Linked DNA regions of Homo sapiens: region 2 is linked to region 1. Evidence: chromatin contacts called from ENCODE Hi-C or POLR2A ChIA-PET data. All regions are on one chromosome and are shown on one strand. Each heading gives the region's core, a stretch centred on a gene start or an enhancer-like site at or near the end of the contact. The rest is flanking DNA. Distances are from core to core; before and after follow the strand shown.

Region 1 (4,129 bases), core at 1,039-3,538:
ACCTCCCGAGTAGCTGGGACTACAGATGCGTGCCACCACATCCCGCTAATTTTTGTATTTTTAGTAGAGACAAGGTTTCACCATGTTGGCCAGGCTGGTCTCAAACTCCTGACCTCACGTGATCCACCTGCCTCAGCCTCCCCAGGTGCTTGCTTTTAGTTTTGGCTGGAGGCTCCACTTCCCAATCTGCAGGCTGTAATCCTCTATAGGAAATAAAGTTCTCCTTTTTCTTCTTCCACAGATCTCATGGTCTTTTGTTAACGGTATAGACTGTATTATTTACACATGAATAAAATTCATAATTATGCATGTTAATGCATTATAAACAAATGCATGAATGATTAAAAAACTAGAAATAATATAAATTTCATGTCCATAAATTTAAACTTCCTTTTCTCTCAAAAACAATGAGATGTGTGTGTGTATAGACATTATATCAAGCCAGGCAATTTAAATATTTTTGTCAACCTAGCCTGCTCTTCTAGATTCAGAATAAAAGGTTTTGAGGGCGATTAGCCAGGCATGGTGGCGAGCACCTGTAATCCCAGCAGTAGTACTAAGGAGGCTGAGGCAGAAGGAGTGCCTGAGACCAGGAGGCAGAGGCTGCAGTGAGCTGAGATCACGCCACTGCACTCCAGCCTGGATGACAGAGTGAGACCTTGTCTCAAAAATAAATAAATAAATAAATAAATAAATAAATAAATAAATAAAAGGTTTTGAGGGAGACATGGAATCACTATTTAAGCACTATCTGCTGGCAGAAAACTTGTGGTACTACATATTGAAAGATGCTGGCATCCCTTGTTGGCTTCCCCTATTCAACTTTGTTTCGTAGGTTCCTAACAACCTATCTCCTTGCCTTTATGAAAAGCCTTCAACACATAAGTGGGTAAGGCCACATAACATCAAGAAAAACAAAAAAACAGTCCCATATTATATGCAGTTCAACTCCATTAATTCAAAATTTACAACGAAGATTCTTCATAGAAATCAAAATGGTAACAGAACTGGACTTGGTCCATGAGTTACTTACCACTGACCTCACAGAATGGAAAGATGCTCAATAACTATTTTTGAACGACCAGGAAGGAAAAAAACATATAATAAAATAAATGGTGTGAGTCATAAGTTCATTTTACTCAACAAAAATTTACTGAACACTAAGAAATGAGGACATAACAGGCAAAAAAAAAATGAACATAATTCCTCTCTTCACAGAATTTTAGTTTAGCAGAGTCAGAGGTAAACTTGAGTTGTCTCATCTAATATGTTATAATAGGAATATCTCCCTTGCTTATACCTCCCAGGAAGCTGTAGATCAGTTCAGACATTTGATGAGCTTCCACTATTGAGTAAGTCCTGCACTAAGTAACTGTAAATAAACTGCTTAACCCTAAAGCACCAACCACATGTGGAATATTAGTGTCAATTCTGTTGGCCATATCTACATTAAATATTCTGGACAAATAAAAAGTATTTGCCAACTTTCATTTTCCAGAGCATAAATCTATCAACTCTTCAAATTTGCAAAACTAATTTCTTTTGTTTTTTTTTGAGATGGAGTCTCGCTCTGTTGCCCAGGCTGGAGTGCAGTGGTGCAATCTAGGCTCACTGTAACCTCTGCCACCCGGGTTCAAGCAACTCTCGTGCCTCAGCCTCCCGAGGCACTACTGGTGCACACCAACAAGCCCGGAGAAATTTTTTTGTTTTTAGTAGAGATGGGGTTTCGCCATCTTGGCCAAGGTGGTCTCAAACTCCTGAGCTCAGGAAGTCTGCCTGCCTCAGCCTCCCAAAGTGCTAGGATTATAGGAGTGAGCCACTGAGCCTGGCCCAAAACTAATTTATTTCACTGCCCTCCGACATTTTCTAATGCTTACTAGAAAAGATCTAATTCGCTCATTTAGCGAATATTTACGGAGTGCCTATTTTGTGCCAGGCACTGTTCCAGGTACTGGAAATGAGTAAGAGACAAAAATCTCTGCCCTCACATACCAGGGAGGGAAAACACACAAATAAATAAGAAACACTGTATGTTAAGAGAAAATATGTAGGCGTAAAAAAAGCATGGAAGGATAAGTATAAGCAAAGGGAGAGTGAGCAAGGGGCAGGAGTATGTTATAATTTTACACAGAGTAGCCAGGAAGGGGTCATCAAGAACGTGATGTATCAGCAAAAGCTTGAAGGAAGTAAAAGAACCAATCATGCAACTATCTTGGAGTAGAGTACTCCTGGCAGAGGGCATAACAAATACAAAGCAAAAAGGCCCTGAGGCAGAAGTATGCCTGGTATGTTCAAGAAAAGGATGCCAAAGTGGCTGAAGTTGAGTGAACAAAGAAGGGTAAAGGAGTGTAACAGGAGATGATGTCAAGGCTAGATGCTGATTGTTTGTGGCTTGCAGGCAATATTGTTTTGGTTCAGTTTGCTTTGGGTTTTTTTTTTCAGCTTTGCTGAGGTATAACTGACAAAAACTGTATATATTTAAAGTGTACAACATGATGACATGATACACACATAAACTGTAAAATGGTTATCACAATCAAGATAATCATTTCTTGATTATCTTTGGTGGGAGCGGGGAGTGGGCAACACTTAAAATCTACTCTCAGCCAGGCAAATGGTAGCTCACACCTGTAATCCCAGCACTTTGGGAGGCCAAGGTGGGTGGATGGGTAGAGCCCAGGAGTTCGAGACCAGCCTGGGCAACAGGGCGAAACCCCGTCACTACAAAAATTAGCCATGTGTGGTGGTACACACATGTAGTCCCAGCTATTCGGAAGGCTAAGGTGGGAGCATCACTTGAGCCTGGGGAGGTGAGGCTGCAGTGAGCCGTGATCATGCCACTGTACTCCAGCCTGGGTAACAGAACAAGACGCTGTCTCAAAAAAAAAAAAATCTACTGACTTAGTAAATTTCAAGTATACAATATTATTAACTATAGTTACTACACAGTACATTAGACCCCCAAAACACATTCATCCTATAACTACAAGTTTGTGCCCTGTGACTAACATCTCCCCATTTCTCCCCACCTCCCAACGGCCCTTGGCCGATAATAGAAGCAGATTCTATTATCTGCTTCATTCTATGGGTTCATCTTTTTAGATTCCTCATATAAGTGAAATCATACGGTATTTGTCTTTCTGTGCCTGGCTTATTTCACTTACCTAATGTTCTCCAGGTTCATCCATGTTGTCACAAATAGCAGGGTTTCCTTCTTTTTATGGCTGAATAATATTCTATTACATATGCAGTTGACCCTTTAACTGTGTGGGTCCAATATACAGATTATTTTCAAACAAATACAGTATTCATCCACATATACAGATGGGACAGATGACTTTTCATATACACGCGTTCCACAAGGGTGACTGCAGGATTTGAGTATATGCAGATTTGGGTATACTTGGGGGTCCTAGAACCAATGCCCCATGTAGACTGAAGGAGAACTGTGCATGCAGTACACATTTTCTTCATCCATTCATCCACTGACACTTAGGTTGTTTCCATATCTTAGTTACCATGAATAATGCTGAAATGAACATGGGTGTGCAGATGTCTCTTTGAGATAATGATTTCATTCCCTAGGGATATATACCCAGAAGTGGGATTGTATGTTTGTCCTATTTTTAATTTTAGGGAGAACTGGGTTTTCTTTTTTTCTTTTTCTTTTTTTTTTTTTTTTTGAGACGGAGTCTTGCTCTGTTGCCCAGGCTGGAGTGCAGTGGCGCAATCTCGGCTCACTGCAACCTCTGCCTCCCGGGTTCAAGCAATTCTCCTGCTTCAGCCTCTGGAGTAGCTAGGACTGCAGACACCCGCCAACCACACCCAGCTAATTTTTTTATTTTTAGGAGAAACAGGGTTTCACCATATTGGCCAGGCTGGTCTTCAACTCCTGACCTCAGGTAATCTGCCTGCCTCGGCCTCCCAAAGTGCTGGGATTACAGGCATGAGCCACCACACCCGGCCGGAACCAGTTTTTCATAATGGCTGTTCCAATTTACATTCTCACTGCACACAAGGATTCTCTTTTCTCCACCTGCTTGCCAACACTTATCTCTCTTTTGATAGCCACCCTAACAAGTGTGAGGTGACAGCTCCTTTTTGTTTTGACTTGCATTTCCCTAATGAT
Region 2 (4,624 bases), core at 1,169-3,668, 60 kb before region 1:
AAGTTGACATACCATGTCCACAATAGCCATGGTGTCTAATATTTGTTCTTGCCCTCTCTGGGGAGTAAACAAAATAATAATTATTAAATATGTTCCAGATTAGTTATTCTGCATGCATGATACAACCGATTATTTAGTGTAATTATTATATCTGATTCAATTTACCCAATTCCTAGTTTTTCCACCATGGGTTTGGTATGAGAATTGTATAAGCTAGTATAATTCCCTAGCACAAAGTAGCTTCAAAAATGTTCTCTTTTCCTTTGCCACTTCTAAATTCTGTTCATGTGCACACAACTTTCATTATTTGTTATTTAAAAGTAAGGATGTCTGATTAAATAAAAAGGAAATACCATTCACCACAATGTTATTTTAAAAAGCAAATAACCACTAAAATATTCAAAAAAATTCTGCTCAGAAAAACTAAGTTGTATGACTTTACGTGGAAATCACATACTGATTTTTTTTTAAAGAATTGAAAGATACAGTATTAACAACCTACAATTCATTCATTCTCCCATTCATTCAACAAATGGTGCTAACCACCTACCATGCACTATTTGTAATTAAGGGTTTTTTGTAGTTGAAGGTTTTTAATTAAATACATTCTATAGAATGCAAAAAAACAAAAAAACTAACCTGGATTCTGGCTATAAAAAGGTCCTCCATTCATCTGATTCTGAAGGCTTGTTTGTGAAGTAATGGAAGGAGGGCGTCTATAGGGCAACGAGCCCCCTATTGTTGGGGGAGTATGGCGAGAGGCAGGCCTATTCATGCTGTAGAACTGTACAGGATGACCTGAAAAAGAGATAGAACATACATATGTCATTAAAAGAAAATTATCTCAGATCATTAAATACTTTATGTACAATGCCTAAATCTTAAGAATTAAAAATAACAGCTAGTTTAACTGGTATCTGAAATATACAATGCAAGGTGAGTTATTGTTCGCTGATATTATATCAGAGTACAAAAGCAGAAAAGCAAACAAAAATATGATTAAGTTTGGAAAGTTATGTCTAAATAGTTTACTAATTAGGGCCGGGTGCAGTGACTCATGCCTGTAATCCCAGCACTTTGGGAGGCCAAGGCAGGCAGATCACTTGAGGTCAGGAGTTTCAGACCAGCCTGGCCAACGTGGTGAAACCCCGTTTCAACTAAAAACACAAAAATTAGCCAGGTATGGTGGCGTGCGCCTGTAATTCCAGCTACTCGGGAGGCTGAGGCGTAAGAATCACTTGAACTCAGGAGGCAGAGGTTGTAGTGAGCCAAGATTGCACCACTGCACTCCAGCCTGGGTGACAGAGTGAGACTCTGTCTCAAAATAAATAAATAGTTTGCTACTTAACACTATTATTTCACTAAATTAAAAATCTGATGGGGTTTCAAAATCATCACAATTAATTAAAATTTATCTACTCCACCCCCAAAATACAGCCACTGAACACTGAAAACTAAAATCGACAAGAATGATGTTTGGGAAAGCAAGAGAAAAAATGTTTGACACACAGTCTTATTCCAAAATAATAAATAATAATAAACGTAAGGTAGCAAAAAAGTATGGTTAAAGGAAAATGAAGTATTTCAACAAAAGGTTAAATGACGTAATTCCAAATCAAACATTTCTTTCTTTTAATCAAAAAAATCTACCACGAAAGCTACATTACTTTGTCTTAAAATTAAAATCTAAAAAATTTACAATCATGAAAAAAATTAAGATATAAAAAGAGGGTCAAAATATATCTTATTTTTAATATCATCCCTAAGTCCATATATAGTTATCATCAATTTCACTGTATTTTGCTCTCTTGAGAGTTCTTCCACAGCTAATGTCAACTGGAGACATGATTCCATAATCCATCAGTTTCCTAATAATATAATCCACTCCCTAAACTTTACCTTGACTGCACTCCCACCTACATTAAGCTGAGAACTTTTTCTTACAGACAGAGCACCACAGCACCCATGAGAGAGCACAATAGCAGACAAGGGAGAAGGGGAGGGCAAGAGAGAAGAGGAGGCGGAGAAATAAGCAGGTGGAGAAGAAAGCGGAAAGGGGACAGGAAGGTAGAGGAGGAGGAGATGAAGGTGGAGGAGGGCAAGAGGATAGCAGAGGGGAAAGGAAAGGAGAAAGAGAAAGGGAGAAAAGGAGGAGATAAGTGAAAAGGAAAAAAAAAACACTTTTGCTAAACCCAACAGGAAGCCAGAGGGCAAAAGAATCCACTGAAACATTTCATGGAGGTCAGCCTACTGGAGAAGAGGGGAGAGTAGAGGAGGGGGGACTGGAGGAACAGATGATACCTGGCACACTCATCTATCCATTTGTGCCTAAGGTTATCCTGAAATTTTTTAAATTCTAAAATAAACTACTTGAAACACAGTGAGATAAGACTTATGTAATATGGAATTTGATGAATGCTTGATTTGTTGAAATCTTCATGATCAAACACTGCAGTCATATCCTCTTCCAGGCTTCATATTTCTCAGCTGAGTCTTACCATCTTTATTCTACCTTAATATGAGACTATCTTCTTGGTAATTTTAATTAAAAGTATTAGAGGAAAACAACACTTTGACAATTTTTCATCTTGTCTATGATTATAAAATGGTTTTATATGACTAAAATTGTTCTACAGGAGCTGAAAGTTTACCAAGCTTAGATTCATATGGAGTCATATAAGGATTATAAGAGCACTCAAGGCTTGTTATAACATTTAAACATCTTACATGTGTATCAAAAACTTAAGCACTCAAGCTTAAACATAATCCACTATCAACTGAGAAGCCTCTGTAACCATGATAAAAATGAAAACATATAAACTATGATTTAAAAGGCATATTTAGTTATTTGAACCACTGAATACAATTAGCATTTCAGTAATTAATCTATAGCAAACTAATACAAACCTACGATCAAGTTAAAAACATCTGGATTAACATCATTATGAATTTTATATAGTTAGATCTAGTCTAAAACCTCACATGGGCTGGGCATGGTGGCTCAGGCCTTTAATCACAGTACTATGGGAGGTGGAGGCGGGTGGATCATTTCAGATCAGGAGTTCAAGACCAGCCTGACCAACACGGTGAAACTTTGTCTCCATTAAAAATACAAAAAATTAGCTGGGTGTGGTGGCTCACACTTGTAATCCCAGCTCCTCAGGAGGCTACGGCAGGAGAATCACTTGAATCCAGGCAGCGGAGATTGCAGTGGGCCGAGATTGCCACTGTATTCCAGCCTGGGTGACAGAGTGAGACTCTGTCTCAAAAAAAAAAAAAAAAAAAAAAAAAAAAGACACTATTCACACTATTAATGAGTCGATTTACCATTTGGGGTTTTAAAAATATATATACCTAATTATCATAAACCTAGCGATAAAACCTGAAACTAAAAACTTCTAGAAGAAAACACAGAACAAAATCTTTATGACTTCAGGTAAAGAGTTCTTAGATATGCCATCAAAGCACGATTCATTTAAAAAAATTTTGAAAAATAACACTTAATAAAAATGAAGAATTTCTGCTATTTGAAATACAACATCAAAAAAATAAATGAACAGGCTGGACCCAGTGGCTCACGCCTGTAATCCCAGCACTTTGGGAGGCTGAGGCGGGCGGATCACCTGAGGTCAGGAGTTCAAGACCAACCTGGCCAACGTGGTGAAACCCCGTCTCTACTAAAAATACAAAAATTAGCTGGGCATGGTGGTGGGTGCCTGTAATCCCAGCTATTTGGGAGGCTGGGCAGGAGAATCGCTTGAACCCGCGAGGCGGAGATTGCAGTGAGCTGAGATCCTGCCATTGCACTCCAGCCTGGACACCAAGAGTGAAACTCTGTCCGCCCGCCCCTCCTCCCCCCGCCAAAAAAATAGAAAATAAGCAAACGAATCACAAAATGGAAGAAAATATTTGTAACTCATAATCTATAAAGGACATATATTTAGAATATAAAAGAACTCAATGATAAGGAAAAAAACCCTATTAAAAAGGTGAGAAGGAACAAAACATTTGAACAGATACTTCACCAAAGAGGATATACACATGGCAAATAAGCACATGAAAAAAATGTTCAATATCATTAGTCATTAAGAAAATGCAAATCCAAACCACACATGTAATGAGAAACCATTACACATGTATTGGAATGGCTAAAGCTAAAAAAGGCAACACCAAGGGCTGACAAGGATGCAACTGGAAACTCACACATTGCTGCTGGGAGTGTAAAATTATACAGCCATTTTGGAAAACAACTTGGCAGTTTCTTATGACGTTAAAAATTTACTTACAATATAACCCAGCAATTCTATTCCCTAGGTATTTACCTGATATAAAAACCCATGTGCACAAAAAAAACCCTGTATGTACATGTTTATAGCAACTTTATTCATAAGCACTCAAAACTAGAAAAATCTAAATGTCCTCTGAGAAAGGGATAAACAAATTGTGGTACATCCCCATACAATACAACACTACTAAGCAATAAAATGTAATGAAATACTTAAACATGCAACAACATGGGTAATTCTCAAATGCATCTGGCCAAAAAAAACAGATCAAAAAAGCTACATACTATATGCTTTCATTTATGTTATACTTAAAAAGGCACAACTTTAGAGAAAAAAAA

Evidence for each region. Hi-C counts contacts between places; a loop is a spot of excess contacts on that map. ChIA-PET counts read pairs that join two places held with the same protein, here RNA polymerase II (POLR2A). Pooled maps may share reads with other maps.
Region 2: a map of left cardiac atrium shows a loop between it and region 1 (2.1-fold over the local background). The contact joins two enhancer-like sites. A Hi-C loop is called at or near these places in 7 of 168 maps with a recorded cell type or tissue (CD8-positive, alpha-beta T cell, Calu3, IMR-90 and 4 more) and 1 of 50 pooled maps. POLR2A ChIA-PET finds 5 or more read pairs at or near these places in 5 of 52 experiments (AG04450, T-cell, WTC11 and 2 more).

Annotation. Positions count from the first base shown.
Region 1 is chr2:203,339,135-203,343,263 of GRCh38, reverse strand. The region is part of intron 1 of ABI2 (abl interactor 2); the gene reads right to left. Among named protein-coding and RNA genes, the nearest start is that of ABI2, 13 kb to the right of the region's middle. Within about 2 kb of position 2,288, at least 5 of the 41 ENCODE cell types and tissues checked have a DNase peak (open chromatin) inside an H3K27ac peak, as active enhancers do; they include PC-3, where a contact is called at or near this core.
Region 2 is chr2:203,398,750-203,403,373 of GRCh38, reverse strand. ABI2 (abl interactor 2) reads right to left here. Exons shown (of 12, transcript NM_001375670.1): 9 at 640-798. Among named protein-coding and RNA genes, the nearest start is that of ABI2, 73 kb to the right of the region's middle. Within about 2 kb of position 2,418, at least 2 of the 41 ENCODE cell types and tissues checked have a DNase peak (open chromatin) inside an H3K27ac peak, as active enhancers do; they include PC-3, where a contact is called at or near this core.